Regions from separate parts of the Homo sapiens genome. Here region 1 is linked to region 2. A link is an interaction called in ENCODE POLR2A ChIA-PET data of the cell type or tissue named here. Cell type or tissue: IMR-90. All regions are shown on one strand. Links, peaks and the distances in the headings refer to the core of each region. The heading gives the core; the rest is flanking DNA.

The links. Peaks named below come from ENCODE experiments on the same cell type or tissue, not always from the same donor. Only the 100,000 strongest peaks of a DNase experiment are listed, where the experiment ranks them.
Region 1: POLR2A ChIA-PET joins it to region 2 with 11 read pairs; 7 of 35 experiments call an interaction of 5 or more read pairs at or near these places.

The regions. Positions count from the first base shown.
Region 1 is chr19:29,657,456-29,667,688 of GRCh38, forward strand. It overlaps PLEKHF1 (pleckstrin homology and FYVE domain containing 1), which reads left to right and starts at 8,006. Exons shown (of 2, transcript NM_024310.5): 1 at 8,006-8,050. LOC105372353 (a long non-coding RNA gene) reads right to left here and starts at 7,800. Exons shown (of 7, transcript XR_935896.3): 1 at 7,752-7,800; 2 at 6,577-6,752; 3 at 206-488. RefSeq lists a silencer at 7,574-8,243 and enhancers at 7,765-8,318, 8,319-8,872, 8,324-8,443, 9,064-9,113. In IMR-90, for the core only: no CTCF peak of the experiment used is centred there; DNase peaks (open chromatin) are centred at 5,306, 7,926 and 8,986; H3K4me3 peaks cover 2,108 bases; H3K27ac peaks cover 3,882 bases.
Region 2 is chr19:29,819,502-29,829,734 of GRCh38, forward strand. CCNE1 (cyclin E1) reads left to right here. Exons shown (of 12, transcript NM_001238.4): 7 at 1,201-1,347; 8 at 2,221-2,316; 9 at 2,495-2,629; 10 at 2,739-2,850; 11 at 2,945-3,102; 12 at 4,154-4,811. The coding sequence ends at 4,276. Among named protein-coding and RNA genes, the nearest start is that of CCNE1, 13 kb to the left of the region's middle. In IMR-90, for the core only: no CTCF peak of the experiment used is centred there; no DNase peak of the experiment used is centred there.

The DNA of each region.
Region 1 (10,233 bases), core at 1,262-9,261, 160 kb before region 2:
AAAAAGTAAAACCAGCCAGGTGTGGGGGCATGCACCTGTCATCCCAGCTACTCAGGAGGCTGAGGTGGGAGGATCACTTGAGCCCAAGAGTTTGAGGCTGCACATGAGCCATGATTGCACCACTACAGTCCATCCTGGGTGACAGAGCAATACCCTGTCTTTAAAAAGAAAAAAAAACTAGTTGGTGGCTTGAAACAATACATACTTATACGGTATCACAGGGCTTCTGCAGGGCAGGAGCCAGGGAATGGCCCAGCTGGATGGCTCTGCCTCTAGGTCTCCCATGAGGTTGCAGCTAAGATGCTGGTCTAAGCCATGATCACCTCAAGGCTTTCTGGGGCTGAACAGTCTTCCAAGAGTCTTCCTCACCCCTAGCAAGGGGTTGGTCGCTGTTGGCTGGAGGCCTCAGTGTCTCCCATGGGCTTCTCCGGAGGGCTGCATGGACCTCTTCATGACTCAGCAGCCAGCTTCCCCTGGAGTGAGTGATCCTAGGAAGCAAGGCAGAGGCCACAATGTTCTTTATGACCTAGACCTGGAAGCCACGCTCTGTCATTTCCACAGTATCCTGTTGGTTACAGAGGTAAATCCTATTCCCTGTGGAAGAGAACTATACCAGGGCGTGAATACCACAAGGGTGCCAGGCATGGTGGCTCACACATGCAATCCCAGCACTTTGGGAGGCCGAGGCGGGCAGATAGCTTGAGCCCAAGAGTTCCAGACCAGCCTGGACAACATGGTGAAACTCTGAATCTACTAAAATAGAAAAATTAGCCAGGTGTGGTGGTGTGCACCTGTAATCCCAGCTACTTGGGGGGCTGAGGTGGGAGGATTGCTTGGGCCCAGGAGGTAGAGGTTGCAGTGAGCCATGATCGTGCCACTGCACTCCAACCAAGGCAACAGAGCAAGACTCAGTCTCAAAAAACAAAAACAAAAACAAAAACAAAACCACACACACACACACACACACACACACACACATAACAAAACAACAGCAACAAAACAAACAAAAATACCACAAGTGTATACAGTAAATGGGAATCTCCCTCCCACCCATTTTCCCTTCCAGAGGCAAACCCATGACCAGTTTATTGTGAATTCTGCCAGCAATACACACACACACACACACACACACTCTCACACACTCACACTATGCGTCCACTTGTATACCTTACTTTTTTTTACTCAGTATATCCTAGAAATCCTTGCATTTCAGGACATGAAGACCTGCCTTATTTCCTGAAACTGTGGGAAGCCATTCCATTGTATGAATGACTCGTAATTTCTTTGGCCGGCCCCTGTCAGTGGATATTAGGGCTGCTCCCTGCATTTCCCTACTGTAAGCAATGCCACAATAAATGAATGAGTGTTTATATCCTTTTGCACAAGGACAGGAGTATTTAAGGATAAATTCTGGAAGTGGACCAGCTGGAGAAAAAAGAGCCTGTGCTTTTTTTTTTTCTTTTTGACAGAGTCTTACTCTGTCACCCAGGGTGGAGTGCAGTGGCATGATCTTGGCTCACCGCAACCTCCATCTCCTGAGTTCAAGCAATTCTTCTGCCTCGGCCTCCCAAGTAGCTGGGACTACAGGCACCCGCCACCATGCCCACCTAATTTTTTTTTCTTTTTAAGACGTAGTCTTGCTCTGTTGCCCAGGCTGGAGTGCAGTGGTGCGATCTCAGCTCACTGCAACCTCCGCCTCCTGGGGTCAAGCAATTCCCCTGCCTTAGCCTCCCAAGCAACTGGGATTACAGGCATGCACCATCACGCCTGGCTAATTTTTGTATTCTTAGTAGAGACAGGGTTTCACCATGTTGGCCAGGCTGGTCTCGAACTCTTGACCTCATGATCTGCCCGCCTCGGTCTCCCAAAGTGCTGGGATTACAGGCATGAGCCACCGCACCCGGCTCTTGCCCAGCTAATTTTTGTATTTTTAGTAGACGGGATTTCGCATGTTGGCCAGGCTGGTCTCGAACTCCTGACCTCAGGTGACCCGCCTGCCTCAGCCTTCTGAAGTGCTGGAATTACAGGTGTGAGCCACTGTGTCCGGCCAAGTCTGTACATTTTAAAATTTGATCGATGTTGCCACATTGCCCCCCATGAAGGTTGGTTGTAAAAATTTATGCTCTCACCAGCAAGAAAATGGATTTATGAAGGCTTGGGTGGTAATGGCCAAAATGTAGGGCATTCCCTGGGCAGTTCAGTAAGTAATTAAAAATGGAATATCACCTGTCCGGGTGCAGTGGCTCATGTCTGTAATCCCAGCACTTTGGGAGGCCAAGGCAGGAGGATCACTTGAGACCAGGAGTTTGAGACCAGCCTAGGCAACATAGCAAGACCTGTATCTCAATAAAAAATTTAAAAATTAGCTGGGAGTAGTGGCGTGCACCTGAAGTCCCAACTACTCAAGAGGCTGAGGCAGGAGGATTACTTGAGCCCAGAAGTTCAAGACTGCAGTGAGCTATGATTGCACCACTGTAAGCCAGCCTGAGCAACCAAGCGAGTCCCTGTCTCAATAAAATAAATTTTAAAAAGAATAAAAAGTAACATGGAATATCACCCATCCCTGTTCTTTGAAGCCTTTCCCAGCCCCATTCCACAACCAGAGAGCCTCCCTGGCCCTCTCTCACGCCATGTGCTGGACTTTTTCTCTCTCTGGCTTGCTTGTTCCTGGCCCCTGGAATTTCTGTTCTTGCCTTAAATGCAGCAAGTGAGGAGGTATTTGCCAGCCAGACCCCAAAGGCTGACACTGAAATGCCAAATGGTTCTCCAAGATGTGTCATCCAACCAAGACAGCTTCTCCTGCACAGACCCCTGCCCTCTACTCGGGGTGGGCAGCCTTCTCTCCTCATGGATAAATATGACGTGTTCATGGGTTTGCCCCAATGGACTGTGAGCTCCCCAAGGGTAGAGGCAGTGCCACATTCATCCCTGGATCCACTGCCTGGGTAGTGGCACAAAGAGGGATCCAGTAATTGCTGAATGAATGAATGAATGACCCAGACAGAACTTTGTCAAACCAGTGCTGTCAAAAGCCTCTTGGATGTACTCCATTGACATTAGGTGGGTCTAATACTCTCAGGTTATATTGGCCTGCAACATTTATTTCACATCTCGAAGGCATTTTTCAAAAAGCATTGCTTCTGTTTTATTTATTTATTTTTAGAGACAAGGTCTTGCTCTGTTGCCCAGGCTGGAATGCAGTGGTGTGATCTTGGCTCACTGTAGCCTCAAACTCCCAGGCTCAAGCGATCCTCCCTCCTCAGCCTCCTGAGTAGCTGGGACTACAAACACGCACCACCATGCCCAGCTAATTTTTGATATTTTTGTAGAGATGGGGTTTCACTATGTTGCCCAAGCTGGTCTCGAACCCCTGGGCTGAAGTGATCCACCCGCCTCAACCTCCCATAGTGCTGGGATTCCAGGTGTGAGCCACCACGCCCTGCCTGCTTCTGTTTTCTTTTATTTCTCCTTTCCCCCTTTGGCCTGGTTGGAGCCTCAAGGGGAAAATCCATGCTGGGAAACAAAAACAATAATGCCCGTGAACATGAAGTGGATGTGCAGACAGCTGGAATGATAAATGCAGGGCATACACACACACACACACACACACGCACATACACACACACAGAGAGAGAGAGAAAAGAATAAACAGGCAGACGGGCAGGGCAAGTGGGTGCGGGGGCGTCAGTGTCATCTCATGGTTCCGTAGAGTCGAGATTATCTCAGCTTCAAATCCAAGGCCCCTGCAGCAAGCCCGCCCTCAAGATTCTCTTTTGAAGTCACAGTTTGCCAAACATCTCTGGGTTTCCTCCTTTAAAACTAATCTTCTTAACCATTTCAGTAAAAATCTTTTCAAAATGCCCCACATTTTATGGCTTTGAGACTCAGTGTCTTTAGTATGTTACGGTATCTATAAAGAAAGCAGCATTTAGGCCAAGTGCGGTGGCTCACACCTGTAGTCCCAGCACTTTGGGAGACTGAGACAGGAGGATCACTTGAACCCAGGTGTTCGAGACCAGCCTGGCCAACATAATGAGACCTGGTCTCTACAAAAGATTTTTTAAATTAGCTAGGTGTGATGGGTTGTGCCTTTAGTTCCAGCACTTTAGGAGGTAAAGCTGGGAGGATCACAAGGTCAGGTGTTCAAGACCAGCCTGAGCAACATAGAGAGACCCCCCCCGCCTCCCCTACATCTCTACCCAAAATTTAAAAAGTTAGCTGGGCGAAGTTGCATGGGCGCATAGTCCCAGTTACTCAGGAGGCTGAGGCAAGAGGATCGCTTGAGCCCAGGAGGTAGAAGCTGCAGTGAGCCATGATTGTGCCACTGCACTCCAGCCTGAGTGACAGAGCAAGACCTCATCTCTAATAAATAAATAAATTGAAATAAAATAAAAATAATGTTTTAAAAAGAACACAGCATGTAGTAGTTTGGGAATCAGACAAATTTAGGGTCAGTTTGAGGATCTACCCAAGCTAAACAGTAGGACCTCTGTTTCCTTTGTTTTTCTTTAATTTGTTTTCCCAATTTTTTGTTTTGGAAACTTTCAAATCAATAGAATAGTTATAAGAAAAGTTCAACGAATAGCCAGAGATCAGGGACTGGTAAACTTCAGCCCACATCCTGGTTTTGTATGAGCTAAGAATGGTTTTTAATTTTTTCAAATGGTTGGAAAAAAATTTTTAAAGAATTTTTCATAACACACGAAAATTACATGAAATTCAAATATCAGTGTCCATGACGTTAACTCTCTTGTTTAAGTATTGTTTGTGGCTGCTTTTGCTTTGCAACAGTGAAGTTCAATAGTTGCCGTAGAGATCCTGGCTCTCAAAGCCCAAAGTACTTAACATTTGGCCCTTTACAGAAAAAGATTGGAGACTCCTGACCCCAATTTACCAATTGCTAATATTCTGCCTCCTTTGTTTTCTCTCTCTCTTGCTGGAATGTTTGTGTTCATCCTTAAATACTTCAGTGCCTATTTCAGTTTCTTATACTGAAAGCTGGGAATGACAGCTTTAGTGTGGGAAGAGATAAGATAACATAAAATGTTTAGCACACAGTGCTTGGCCTGTAGACAGAACTTAATAAACGATCCAAAAAAAATTCCTGGCATTGAGCACAGAGGTGGTTGCCAGAATCCCTAACCTGAAAATGCCGAGCCCCACTGCTTTTCTGAAACCCGGGTTCCCGCAGTCTGGAAGCCAGCTTTTCCTCCAAAAGGGCTTCTTTCCTGAGAAGTAGCAAACGCCTCGGAGAAACCTCATTCTTTCCACAGCTATGTGGCTTGGCTGACTCAACTTCTGCCTGCCCCTGAGTCACGAGTTTTTCCTCTCTTATTTGGAGGAGCGAGGCCCTCCACCCTCCACCCAGCTGTCCCCACGCACAGCCAGCCCCGCTGGGAAGTGGATGGACAGCTGGGAGACCAGTGCGTGCTGCCTCCAGGGCGTTTCTTGGAGCGCCATTCAGATCCATAGTTGGAAGGAAGGACAGAAGAGGAGACTGAGGTCCAAGTGGGCCCTGGACCACCAGCAGGACAAGGCTAGGAGGAACATCCTCCCTCTAGTTTCCCAGTCATGAAAAGGCTTCCTTCTCCCGAGGCCTCCTCTGTACGGACAAGGTGTTAGATGCCAGGACACTGTTATAAAGAGACAGCCCTGCCTTCCCAGGGGACTGGCTCCCTTCCAAGTCTCACAGCCACCTCCACCCCAGCCAGGGCCTACCCTCCATGAGAAGCAGCTCCTTGCCAGGGAGGTGGCGGAGCTGGCACTGAGCAGTCATGGATCGCAGCCTTGAAGGCTCAGCTTGAAGTCCCCCTCCACCCGCTGGTGACAAGCAGTGTGTACACAGGAGATGGTGTTTCCCAGCATCCCAATGGCCCCACTGACCCTCCTGGTTATTACTCTGCCTGTGGGATCTCAGACCTTGTGTTTTCTGCTCTCTGTGGTATAGAGGCCTGGCTGCCCCTTCAGGACTTGTAAACCCAAACGTATATTCATCTGGAGGTGCAAAAGGGGGTAAAGTGCCCCAAGGGGGAAACCAGAGGGAGTGTGGGGACCATAGTGGAGGGGAGAACACAAGGCCCCTCTAAAGAGGACCCGCATTCTCAAATCTTCTGATTTAAGAGAAGCTGAAGATCCTGATTTTTATGTGAACTCTCCCCATATGAAATGTTCACAGCAATGCATTTTAAAAATGTTTAAACACTTTGAAAGCAAACAGACATTATTCGGGTCTTGTGGGGTTCAGGGTTACTTACCAGGCGGTGACTTCTGTTGAATGCTCATAAAAGCTGTCCTTGCTGATGAGGGCAACGGTAGTGGGTGGGCGCCATGAAGTGGTAGTGGGGAGGGGGCTCCCCAAGGCCACAGCTGGTGGCCCTCTCACTTGCCTGTCCCCTCTCCCTCCCCCTCCGTCACCCCCTTTCCCTTCCCTTCTCAGCTGGGAGAGGACCGTCTCCAGCACTGGGCCCACCTCACAGCCTCGCCCATAGCCCCCTGCCAAGAGAGCAGGCACCTCTTCTAGCTCCAGCCCCACAGCCCTACAGCCCATCAGCCCTCCCCCCGCTGCTCCCCTCTCACCTGGTCCTGGCCCAGCAGGCCTGCCCCGGCCTGAGCCACCCCTCTCAGGGTGCCCAGGTGGAGTTCTATTTGGCAAGACAACCTGCATCTATGTGACAGGTAGGGACTGCGTTCCTCCTATGCGCTGCCCGTTCTCAGCACTCGGTATGCAGGGGTGAACCAGAAGAAAGTCCTGTCTGAACACGAGAAGAAATTACTGTCTAGCCCGTGGGGCTCACAGCCTGGGTGGGAGGCAAGCCACCAGCATGACTTGTTTATGAGCATTCCACAGAAGCCACAGCCTGGTAGGCAGCCCTGAATCCCACGAGCGGCCTCAGGAGAGGACTCTGGGTTGGGAGATGCTTTGCAAAATTACAAACACGGGTGACTGTGGAGGGAGATGGGGTGGAGACAGGGAACCGCTTTGGGTGGCCAGGGCAGCCTCCCTGAGGAGGTGACAGTTTGAGGTCTGATGGAGGTAGAAGCAAAGGCCTGAGGCTTTAAGGAACAGGAAGAAGCCCATTTGAGAGGACCTGTGGGGAGGAGGCCAGGGAGGGCCAGGAAGGCCTCCGGGCACTGAGGCCTGGGAATTTCCTTCTGAGCCGCACAGGAGGCTCAGGTGCGGTTGAGTCAGGGGTGACATAACTTGCTGCTAGTGTTGGACCTGGGTGACGGGCACCAGGGTCCCCTGGACTATTCTCTTTCCTTCAGTTTGAAATTTTCCACTATAAAAAGCTTAAAATAGGCCAGGTGCGGTGGCTCACTACTGAAATCCCAGCACTTTAGGAGGTCAAGGCGAGAGGATGGCTTGAGCTAAGGGGTTCGAGACCAGCCTGGGCAACATAGTGAGACCTCCGTCTGTACAAAAATACAAAAACTAGCCGGTCCTGGTGGGCTAATTCTCCTGGGGTCAGGATGATTTCTGTGCAGGCTGCAGTGAGCCGTGACCGCGCCATTGCACTCCAGCCTGGGCGACAGAGGGAGACACCGTCTCAAAAAAAAAAAAAGGTTATAAAGTGCTGCTGCATTTTCATATTACGATTATTGACCGCTGAGGGTGACTGTGCTGTGAGGCCCGCCGGAGGCACCAGAAGGCACAAGCCTCCCACTGCCCCTTTCCCCGCCAAGTCCCGCAGGTCTCGCAGTCGCGGGCGCCCCCACCCCACCCCTGCCCAAGGCCAGGGTCGCAGTCCCACCGGGTGACGGCAGTCGCGCTCCGCGTGGGGCAGCGGCGAGCGGAAAGGGAAGCCGGGCGGGGCCAGGGGGTCAAACACGGGCGACAGTCCCGCCCAGCCCCGGACCTGCAGCGCGCACAAGCTCGGGCGCCCTCCGAGCGCCGCGCCCAAGCCCCGCCCCTCCCGCTTCCCGGGCTCCGATTGGCCGAGCCACCGCGGGGGCGTGTCCGGCGGAGCTGGCCGGGACCCGGGCGGAGCGGGCGGGGACCCGGGCTACTGCGGTGTGGACTCGAGGGCTGGGCGCGGGGCCGGCGCAGAAGGTGAGTCCCCCCACCGTCCCCCGGCCGGGCTGCGGGTCGCGGGGCAGGCGCATGAGGCGAGTCTCCCATCACCACCCCCGGACAAGCGAGCTCTCTCCCGCCGCGCGGTCTTGGCGGCTCCTGGGCCGGCGGGGCGCAGTGCCGCTGACTCCAGCCCAAGAAGAGGCCTGGGAAGGGCGCTCCTGGGCGGCTTGCGGGGTGAACCTGCAGGGAGCCTGGGGAGAGCGGTCAGGGGTCAGAGCGTCCGAGGCGGAATCCCCGGGGAAACGCGCAGATGTAAGCTGGTGGAGGTAAGGGGGTCGCGGGCCACCCGGGACTGCAGGGGTCTCAGCGCACCCGGTCGCTGGTGGTGTTTCCGGGATCCTGGCCTCGTGTGGCCGCCGGGACCTCTCTTCTCAGCCCCAGTCTGCAGTCTGGAGGCCTGGATGGGACCACTGTCCCCCTGGGCAGGGGCGCGGCGGGGGGCGCTGGGGTCCCAGTTCCTCTGGAGCAGTTGAGTTTGTGATTCTTGGTGGGAGCTGCCAAGGGAAACAGGGTCGGGCACTGCTCCCATCTCAGAGAGGAAACTATTGAGCAGGCCCGCAGAGAGAGGCGGCCTGGAATCTCCCTCCTTTCTCGTTTCCCCAACACCTGGCGGGCCGTGTAGGGCAGAGGTGTGGTCAGCCTCTTTGCAGGTGGGAAAGCAGAGAGGTTCCGAGCCACGCTGAAACTTGATCTCTGCAGCCCAAGGGGAGCACTCCTTTGGAATTTGAACACCTCTGGTATCTCCTGGCCAGAGAGGGTCAGAGGCCAAGGAGGTGGGGAGGTAGTCCCCTAATGCGCTGGGATCGTCCCTCTGCACAGCGTCGTTCCCACTGGAGTCTGTTGTGAGCTGAGATGACTCTCTGACTTCGGCCTGCGTCCCTGCACACGTCAGCCCTCCGGGCTGCCAAAACACAGGCCAGGCAGCCCTGGGTGAACTAGGGGACCTGCCCAACCCAGCCCACCCCGAGGAAGGAAGGGGGATTGGCCAGTGTGGCCTGGAGGGTGGGACAGCCCAGCCAAGCTGACGGACCTGCTCGGGATGGGGTGGGCATCAGGCATTTGGAGCGCAGGCAACACCCGCTGGACTCTGACTTCTGGAGTTCTGATTTGGTCTCTGGTTGAGTGCAGCTTTCCACAGCTCATGGTTATTTTGGAGCCGAGCTTCCTGATCACTCAGCAGGGACCTTGGGCAGTGACTTTGATGTGGTGGAAGTACCTTCCCCAAGGGGGCTTTTGTGAGGATTAAGTGAAATAATGAACGTAATATGCTTAACTTTGTGCCTGGTGAGCTCTAAGTGCTCAGTCGGCGGCACTTCCAGTTTTGTTTTGCTTTGTTTTTCATTACCGGTCTCTTCCCGGAGGAGGGCCTTCCAGGAATCACAGGGCTGGACAGAGCCCAGGGGCGGCCCCTCTGGAGGGAGAGGAGGCTTGGCGCCTGATGCTGCAGTCTCAATGCACATGGAGAAAACCTCACATCCTCACGCTGGCCTGGGAGCCTGCAGGATGTCTCCTGCCGGCACTGCAACCTCATCTGTCCTCCTTGCCCCATCGCTCCTTCCTCCGCAGCCTGACTTCACCCATTCCACCTTGAGCTGCTCCCCAGGACCGGAGCTCTGCCCCTAGATCTTTGCACAGCTGACTTCAGGCTGGAGTGAGTTCACTTCCTCCCAAGGCCTTCCTTCCTCGACCTCCACCGTCCTCCCAGGCCCTGCCCTGCTGGGCGCACCAGTCTTTTTCTTCACAGTGTTTAGCACTGGCTCTCAGAAAAGACCCTGTGAATGTACTTCTAGTCTCACTGGCAAGAAGTGTGCATTCCTGAAGGGCCTGGTCTCCAGCTCCCGGCTGTAACCTCGCACAGTGTCTGGCACACAGTGGGACTCATAAATATTTGGAAAATGAAATCAGGCAGGCATGGAAGCAGGGTGGGTCTGCGTGCGGCCCAGGTCCCTGCAGGGAAGGAGGAGCCCCGATCTGGAAGTCAAGGGAAAGTCCAAAGGGCTGAGCTGCCCCCAGAACTCTGATTCCCTTGGTGACCCTGGCCCTGCACGTCCCTGAGCAGGTTCTCCACCTGTAACCCGAGGCAGAGCAGTTACAGCCCCCACCCCATCCCCCACCGCTGCCCAGCTCCTACTTTCCAGGGCTACCATCTTGGGGCCCCA
Region 2 (10,233 bases), core at 1,328-9,327:
CAACTCCTGGGATCAAGGGATCCCCATGCCTTGGCCTCCCAAAGTGCTGGGATTGCAGGTGTGAGCTACAGCACCCAACTCAAATCTTTTCTTGGTCCACACTATTTTATTTCTCTTTAACAGTTAATCAAAAGAACAAGTATAACAACATTTGATAGATAATGGTTAAACATAAAAGATGAGATTTTATTGGTTGTATATCTTACTGGGATGAACTGCGGTAGCTTATAGTTTCTTGATTAAGGGAAGCTTCCTAGACAACCTTGTAAGACTTGAATGGGTGAGAAGTGGGCTTTTCTTCTGAAGTGGAAGGACATCTCAGGCAGACCTGCTTCATGAAAACATGTAGAAGTTGAGTGTGTAACTACAGAAGTACCCCTCATCCTCGGGGGTACATCCCAAGACCCGCAGGAGATGCCTGAAGCCACAGATAGTACTGAGCTCTAGATATGCCATGTTTTTAATCCTCTACTTTCATGTTTTCACTTAAAGAAAGCACTTCACGGCTTCTCTTTGGCATTTCCAAATAGCCAGCATCACTACTCTTGCCCTGTGGGGCCATTATTCAGTCAAATAAGGGCTGCTTGCTTGAACACCAGCACTGCTGTGCTGTGACAGTCCATCTGATGACCTGTGTGCTAGTGAGTGACTAACAGGCAGGTGGCCTACTCCACGGGGATGTGCGGGCAAGGGGATGATTCACATCCTAGGCAGGTGAGGGTGGGACAGGCCAGAAGGGCCCCTCATTTAAAACCTATCAGTTGTTAGGCTGGGCACAGTGGCTCATCCCTATAATCCCAGCACTTTGGGAGGCCGAAGCAGGTGGATCACTTGAGGCCGGGAGTTCAAAACCAGCCTGGCCAACGTGGTGAAATACCATTTCTACTAAAAATACAAAAATTAGCTGGGCATGGTGGCGGGTGCTGGTAATTCCAGCTACTCGGGAGGCTGAAGCAAGAGAATCGCTTGAGCCTGGAAGTTGGAGGTTGCAGTGAACCAAGATCACAACACTACTTTCCAGACTGGGTGACAGAATAAGGCACCTCAAAAAAAAAACAAAAAAACAAAAAACTATCAATTGTTGAGTTCAGGAACTTTGCATTTTATATTTTCCTTCACCAAAGTCATTACAAGTTTTTTTTTTTTCCCCTCCCTCAAGTAAAACTTACTTGTGCTAAAACTTACTAAATATGTTTTCAGGTGTGTGAAGTCTATAAACTTCACAGGGAGACCTTTTACTTGGCACAAGATTTCTTTGACCGGTATATGGCGACACAAGAAAATGTTGTAAAAACTCTTTTACAGCTTATTGGGATTTCATCTTTATTTATTGCAGCCAAACTTGAGGTAAATAATTTTCAAATATTTGTTCTATAATGTGTGTTATTTCTCGAGCTCCACTGAGATTGGGGGAAGAGGTTGGCGCTTAGCCTATAGCACTCATCCTAAATTTTTCTGATTTGCTACCCTGTAAAGTTAAGACACATGCCAAAAAGAAAAAAAGGCTGGAAAGTGACCAGGAAGAGAAAAGTAGTGAGGGTATGGAAGACCTAGGTTCATGTAGTTACATTGAGCCAAAAAAAAAAATGAACTTTGAACTAAGATAATAATTTTGGGCCCGGGTTGGTGGCTCAAGCCTATAATCCCAGCACTTTGGGAGGCCAAGGCAGCTGGGTCACTTGAGGCCAGTAGTTTGAGACATGGTGAAATACCATTTGTACTAAAAATACAAAAAATTAGCCAGGCGTGGTGGCACGTGCCTGTAATCCCAGCTATTCGGGAGGCTGAGGCAAGAGAATTGCTGGAGCCCAGGTGGCCGAGGTTGCAGTGAGTCGAGATCCTACCACTGCACTCCAGCCTGGGCAACAGAGGGAAATTCTGTCTAAAAGAAAAAAGAAAAGATTAAAAATTTGTGTATGATTATCAAAGGGTATATGGGCCCAACTTTCAAATGTGTTAAAGGTACTGAAAAGGGGATATTTCAAGAGTACCCACAATGAGTCAAAGTTCCATCCATTTATTTAATGGTGGGTGGGAGTTGTGTTCTTTTTTTTTTTTTTTTTTTTTTTTACAACCATTGGTGTGGCTTCTGTGTTAATTCCATCAGTGCGCCCTCTCTCTTTCCATGCCAGGGTACTGAGAAGTCATTTTGGATGCATTATAAATTGAGACTGTTAGAGATTGGCTTTGGTGCTAGTGCCATCTTTTATTTCCTTTCAGGAAATCTATCCTCCAAAGTTGCACCAGTTTGCGTATGTGACAGATGGAGCTTGTTCAGGAGATGAAATTCTCACCATGGAATTAATGATTATGAAGGTGGGTTCCAGTGAATTTTCCGGCCATTTTTTAAATGCGTACGGCAGATCTTTTCCACCTGAAGTGTGAGTGCCTCTGGGAGGTGTTCTCCAGCTGGACACATTGTGGCATGGAACATGGCTGCATTTTGAACTTCTTTTCTCAATCATCGGTCTCTTTTCTCTCTGTTTTCCTTTAGGCCCTTAAGTGGCGTTTAAGTCCCCTGACTATTGTGTCCTGGCTGAATGTATACATGCAGGTTGCATATCTAAATGACTTACATGAAGTGCTACTGCCGCAGTATCCCCAGCAAATCTTTATACAGATTGCAGAGGTAAGTGGCTCCATCACGTCCGTGGGGCCACCTTCCCTGCAGCTGGAGTGAGGAACTCTAGAATAGGCGTGTGGTGGCATCCATCTCAGCGTTCTTTTCTTCTCCGTAGCTGTTGGATCTCTGTGTCCTGGATGTTGACTGCCTTGAATTTCCTTATGGTATACTTGCTGCTTCGGCCTTGTATCATTTCTCGTCATCTGAATTGATGCAAAAGGTTTCAGGTAAGTTGGCTTTCCAGTGCATGCACAAACAAGGTGTACTAAGCTTACATCCAGTTGTCAGCCTCAGATTAAGCCCACGATGTCTTCACTGCAGGGTATCAGTGGTGCGACATAGAGAACTGTGTCAAGTGGATGGTTCCATTTGCCATGGTTATAAGGGAGACGGGGAGCTCAAAACTGAAGCACTTCAGGGGCGTCGCTGATGAAGATGCACACAACATACAGACCCACAGAGACAGCTTGGATTTGCTGGTCAGTGCTGCTCCTTCTTTCAGTCCTTCTTGGCCAAATTCTTAAAACTGCCTAAATAGGCCAGCCGCGGTGGTTCAGGCCTGTAAACCCAGCACTTTGGGAGGCCGAGGTGGGCCGATCACTTGAGGCCAGGAGTTCAAGACCAGCCTGGCCAACATGGTGAAACCTTGTCTCTACTAAAAATAAAAAAATTAGCCGGCTATGGTGGTGGGCACCTGTAGTCCCAGCTACTCGAGAGGCTAAGGCAGGAGAATCATCTGAACCCGGGAGGCGGAGGTTGCAGTGCGTTGAGATCACGCCACTGCACTCCAGCCTGGGCAACAGAGCGAAACTATGTCTCAAAAAAAAAAAAACTGCCTAAATAACCTGTTCACTTTTCTTCAGGCAGGCCCCAAATATCCTTGAAAAACTCCAATTTTAATTAATTGAAAAAGAAAAATCCTGGCAAATTGATGCTGTATCTCACTATCATATAGACTATAGAGTTTTAAAGTGCTCTTTGATATTTTTTTTTCTTTCACTCACCTCCGTAGAAAAAGACATAGTGGCCAGACACAGTGGCTTTTGGAGGCCAAGGCAGAAGGACTGCTTAAGCTCAGAAGTTTGAGACTAGCCTGGACAACATAGGGAGACCCTGTCCCTAAAAAATTTAAAAACTAGCCAGGCATGGTGGCACATGTCTGTAGTCCCAGCACTTTGGGAGGCGGAGGCGGGCAGATCGCCTGATATCAGGAGTTCAAGACTAGCCAGGCCAAAATGGCGAAACCCTGTCTCTATGAAAAATACAAAAATTAGCTGGACATGGTGGCGGGTGCCTATAATCTCAGCTACTCTACTTGGGAGGCTGAGGCGGGAGAATCGGTTGAACCCTGGAAGTGGAAGTTGCAGTAAGCCGAGATCCCACCACTGTACTACAGTCTGGATGAGAAAGCAAGTCTCCATCTTGAGAAAAAAAAAAAATTTAAAAATTAAAAAAGAAAAAGCCTATGGTAATTGAAGCCCAAGGATATGTTCTACTCTAATGTGTTGTCCCTTTTATTCTTACCAACAGGACAAAGCCCGAGCAAAGAAAGCCATGTTGTCTGAACAAAATAGGGCTTCTCCTCTCCCCAGTGGGCTCCTCACCCCGCCACAGAGCGGTAAGAAGCAGAGCAGCGGGCCGGAAATGGCGTGACCACCCCATCCTTCTCCACCAAAGACAGTTGCGCGCCTGCTCCACGTTCTCTTCTGTCTGTTGCAGCGGAGGCGTGCGTTTGCTTTTACAGATATCTGAATGGAAGAGTGTTTCTTCCACAACAGAAGTATTTCTGTGGATGGCATCAAACAGGGCAAAGTGTTTTTTATTGAATGCTTATAGGTTTTTTTTAAATAAGTGGGTCAAGTACACCAGCCACCTCCAGACACCAGTGCGTGCTCCCGATGCTGCTATGGAAGGTGCTACTTGACCTAAGGGACTCCCACAACAACAAAAGCTTGAAGCTGTGGAGGGCCACGGTGGCGTGGCTCTCCTCGCAGGTGTTCTGGGCTCCGTTGTACCAAGTGGAGCAGGTGGTTGCGGGCAAGCGTTGTGCAGAGCCCATAGCCAGCTGGGCAGGGGGCTGCCCTCTCCACATTATCAGTTGACAGTGTACAATGCCTTTGATGAACTGTTTTGTAAGTGCTGCTATATCTATCCATTTTTTAATAAAGATAATACTGTTTTTGAGACAGCTGGTTTTATGAGCTATGTCTGGTAACTTAAGGTAGCAGTCAGCTTTAATTGTGGTTATATCAACTTCTGTTTTTTGACTTCATACTTCTTGAGGCTCAAGTCTTTCTTTTTTTTTTTTTTTTTTTTTTTTTTTTTTGAGACAGGGACAGGGTCTCGCTCTGTCACCAAGGCTGGAGTGCAGGGGCACAATCTTGGCTCACTGCAGCCTCTGCCTCCCGGGTTTAAGCGATTCTCCTGCCTCAGCCTCCTAAGTAGCTGGGACTACAGGCGTGTGCCACCACACCCAGCTAATTTTTGTATTTTTAGTGGAGATGGGGTTTTGCCATGTTGGCCAGGCTGGTCTCAAACTCCTGACCTCAGGTGATCTGCCCATCTCAGCCTTCCAAAGTGCTGGGATTACAGGTGTGAGCCACCACACCCAGCCTTGAGTCTTAACTCTTTTGGTCAAATACATTTTTCAATGTATTTGATGGAAAGGAAACTTTAGACGTGGGCTTCAGGTGCAGCCTGTCTGCCTCCTGGTGCCCCCTGAGCTGGAAGTGAGGAGTCCACCTGGTATTTGTCTCACCACGCCCTGCACTGGTGGCTGCTCACACCAGGTTTGTTGGCCATCAGTAGTAGTAGTGATGAGGTAATGTCCACACCGAAGAGGATTCCTAGGTGTAACTTCCTTCCTAGGACTGGTTAAAGGCCATAAGGAATCTGGAATTAGCATGATTTAATGCTTTTTTTTTTTTCCCCTTACCGAAATCTTAGCCTAAAGAATAAGTGAATTTTTATTTGGAGAACTTTTAACATAGTAGCCTAAAACTGCTTTTAAGAAGAAAATGAGGCTGGGTGCGGTGGCTCATGCCTGTAATCCTAGCACTTTGGGAGGCCAAGGTGGGCGGATCACAAGGTCAGGAAATCGAGACCATCCTGGCTAACAGTGAAACTCCGTCTCTACTAAAAATAGAAAAATTAGCCAGGCATGGTGGCGGGCACCTGTAGTCCCAGCTACCTAGGAGGCTGAGGCAGGAGAATGGCATGAACCCAGGAGGCGGAGCTTGCAGTGTGCTGAGATCGCGCCACCACTCCAGCCTGGGCAACAGAGCGAGACTGTCTCAAAAAAAAAAAAAAGGAAAAGAAGAAAATGTGGCTGGGCGTGTGGCTCACGCTTGTAATCCTAGCACTTTGGGAGGCTGAGTTGGGCAGATCACTTGAGGTCAGGAGTTGGAGACCAGCCTACCCAACATGGTGAAACCCCATCTGTAGTAAAAATGCAAAAATTAAGGCTGGGCATGGTGGTTCACGCCTGTAATCCCAGCACTTTGGGACCCAAGGCAGGCAGATCACCTGAGGTTGGGAATTCAAGACCAGCCTGACCAACATGGAAAAACCCCATCTCTACTAAAAATACAAAATTAGCTGGGTGTAGTGGCACATGTTTATAATCCCAGCTACTCGGGAGGCTGAGGCAGGAGAATCCCTTGAACCCGGGAGGCAGAGGTTGCAGTGAGCCGAGATTGCACCACTGCACTCCAGCCTGGGCAACAAGAGCAAAACTCCATCTCAAAAAAAAAGAAAAGAAAAGAAAATTAGCCAGGCGTGGTGGCACACATCTGTAATCCCAGCTAGTGGGGTGGCTGAGGCAGGAGAATCACTTGAACCAGGAGGCAGCAGTTGCAGTGAGCCGAGATCGTGCCACTGCACTCCAGCCTGGGTGACGGAGTGAGACTCTATCTCATAAAAAAAAAAAAAAAAAAAAAAAGTCAGGGCGCAGTGGCTCACGCCTGTAATCCCAGCACTTTGGGAGGCCGAGGTGGGCGGATCACCTGAGGTTGGGAGTACAAAACAAGCCTGACCAACATGGAGAAACCCCATTTCTACTAAAAATACAAAAAAAAAAAAAAAAATTAGCCAGGTGTGGTGGCACATGCTTATAATCCTAGCTACTCGTGAGGCTGAGGCAGGAGAATCGCTTGAATCTGGGAGGCGGAGGTTGCGGTGAGCTGAGATCGCATCATTGCACTCCAGTCTGGGCAACAAGAGCAAAACTCCATCTCAAAAAAAAAAAAAAAAATGCGAAGTAGAGTCATATGTCAGCTGAGCGCATGATGCAGCCTGTTCGCTGAGCACTGATGGAGTCACCAAGTGCCTTGCTAATCATTGCTGCCCACTTACAGGCCTCGTGTACAGCTCATGTGACCTTTGTTTTTGTACTTTTAGTAGAGACGGCGGTTCACCATGTTGGCCAGGCTGGTCTCGAACTCCTGACCTCGTGATCTGCCCACCTCAGCCTCCCAAAGTGTTGGGATTACAGGCGTGAGCCACCACGTCTGGCCGCTCACATGATTTTTTTTTTTTTTTTTTTTTTTTTTGAGAGGGAGTCTCGCTCTGTCACCTAGGCTGGAGTGCAGTGGCACAATCTTGGCTCACCGCAACCTCCACCTTCCCCCTGTTCAAGATTCTCCCACCTAAGTCTCCCAAGTAGCTGAGATTACAGGTGCCCGCCACCACACCCGGCTGATTTTTGTATTTTTAGTAGAGATGGGGTTTCATCATGTTGGCCAGGCTGGTCTTGAACTCCTGACCTCAGGTGATCTGCCTGCCTCGGCCTCCCAAAGTGCTGGGATTGCAGGCGTGAGCCACCGCATCCGGCCACTCACATGACTTTTTACTGAACATTCTTCAAATGGTGGTCTTTTGGAGTCTTGTGTTTGACTAACAGTGCTTCATCACGTGTGCTAGTGCATACAAGGAAGGGTGAATGAACAAATAAATACTGCTTATTTTCAACTTGGTATTTTATCTCATTTGGCAAAAATCTAAAGAAAAAAGCAGCCATTTGAAATTCGTAACCATACGCAGTGAGCCAAGATGGCACCATGGCAGTACAGTCTGGGCGACAGAGCAAGATTCCATCTCAAAAAGAATAAAATAAAATCTGTAACCATATTTGTATGAAGTTGGAGAGACTTTACTTTTGACATTGATGTAGTTCTGGCAGATTTTTTTTTTTTTTTTTTTTTTTGAGACGGAGTCTCGCTCTGTTGCCAGGCTGAAGTGCAGTGGCACAATCTCGGCTCACTGCAACCTCCACCTACCAAGTTCAAGGCATTCTCCAGCCTCAGCCTCCTGAGTAGGTGGGACTACAGGCAGGCGCCACCACACCCAGCTGATTTTGTATTTTTAGTAGAGACGGGGTTTCTCCATGTTGGCCAGGCTGGTCTCGAACTCCTGACCTCAGGTGATCCTCCCTCCTCGGCCTCCCAAAGTGATGGGATTACAGGCATGAGCAATTGCGCCGGCTTTTCTGGCAAGTTTTATTTATTTATTTATTTATTTTTATTTTATTTTATTTTTTTGAGATGGAGTCTCACTTTGTCACCCAGGTTGGAGGGCAATGGCGCGATCTCAGCTCACTGTAACTTCTGCCTCCTGGGTTCAAGCAATTCTCCTGCCTCAGCCTCCTGAGTAGCTGGGACTACAGGCGCGTACCACCACACCCGGCTAATTTTTGTATTTTTAGTAAAGACGGGGTTTCACCATGTTGGCCAGGCTGGTCTCGAACTCCTGACCTTGTGATCCGCCCGCCTCAGCCTCCCAAAGTGCTGGGATTACAGGTGTGAGCCACCGCACCCGGCCCTCTGGCAAGTTTTAATACTACAGTTATCCTAATAAACGCATTGTAAATCTACATGTAATGGTATTTAGTCAAATGATAGGACTAGCCAGTTATTTCTTCACTTTAGGCAGAGATGTTCTAGTCTTAAAAAGCAGTGAGTTTTTGGCTGGGCGTGGTGGCTCACACCTGTAATCCCCACACTTTGGGAGGCTGAGTTGGGCAGATCACTTAAAGCCAGGAGCTTGAGACAAGCCTTATCTGCAACCTTTGCTTCCCAGGTTCAAGTGATTATCCTGCCTCAGCCTCCTGAGAAGCTGGGATTACAGGCACCTGCCCATGCCCGGCTAATTTTTTTTTGTATTTTTAGTAGAGACGGGGTTTCACCATGTTGGCCAGGCTGGTCTCGAACTCCAGACCTTGGGTAATCCACCTACCTCAGCCTCCCAGAGTGCTGGGATTACAGGCGTAAGCCACCTTGCCCGGCCTACATTTAGCATTTTCTTTTTTTTTTTTTTTTTTGGAGATGGAGTCTCACTCTGTCACCCAGGCTGGAGTGCAGTGGCATGATCTCGGCTCACTGCAACCTCCGCCTCCCAGGTTCAAGCGATTCTCCTGCCTTAGCCTCCCGAGTAGCTGAGACTACAGGCACCCACCACCACGCCCTGCTGATTTTTGTAGTTTTAGTAGAGAGGGGGTTTCACCATGTTGGCCAGGCTGGTCTCGAACTCCTGACCTCAGGTGATCCACCTGCCTTGGCCTCCCAAAGTGCTGGGATTACAGGTGTGAGCCAGTGTGCCCGGCCTACATTTGGCATTTTGTAAGCAAAAAGATGGCACTAAAAAATTTCTATTTCCAAAGTTTCATAAATTTGAGAGCTTGACACATTGAGGTAACAGCAAATTTGAAAGTACGTTTGAGGCTAGGCACAATGGCTGAGGCCTGTAATCCCAGCATTTAGGGAGATTCGAGGTGGGAGGATCACTTGAAGTCAGGAGATCAAGACCAGCTTGGCCAACATGGTGAAACCTCATTTCTACTAAAGTACAAAAAATTAGCCAGGTGTCGTGCTGGGCGCCTGCAGTCCCAGCTACTCAGGAGGCTGAGGCAGGAGAATCGCTTGAACCCAGTAGGCAGACGTTGTGGTGAGCTGAGATCATGCCACTGCACTCCAGCCTGGGTGACACCTAAAAAAAAACAAACACATTTGAGGTAAATATTAATTCATAGGTCATTTAGCCACCCACCGTATTAGAGAGGGTGCTAGAATATGCTGAAATAAGAATGCCTTATATGTAACTTGTTGGAATGCTGTGTTTCTGGAAGTCAAAGCTTTTTAAGTGGCAGTGTTGTCACAGGCAGCTCTTAATTATTGGTGCTAATAAAGGCTAAGTCCTGAATGGGTAAATGACATCCATATTAATCAATCATGTCTATACTCAGGAACCCTAAGAGCTGCTAGTAAGTAGAAATCAAAATTCCCCTGTAAGAGGAGCTTTTTCCACTTGCTAGTAATCCCTGCTTTGGCCTCTCTCTCATTGGCTGCAAATACCCCTTGACCAAGTCGCTTATGTTCTGCTATTCAGCTAAAGCCAGATGAGGCCACAAGAGACACTGGGGTGAAAATGGCAGCTCAGTCAACTTGGGTGAACAGATGTCCTGAGGAGATGTGTTAGCAAGAAGGACCAGAGAAAGGAGGTGATGTGGCCCCTGATCTAACTCTCGGGTTAGAGATGGAGAAAAAGCGAGTGATTCACCAACCCTGGAGACCCTGAACTGTGGTTGAGCAGACCATATCCTCATATCCCGCCTCAGC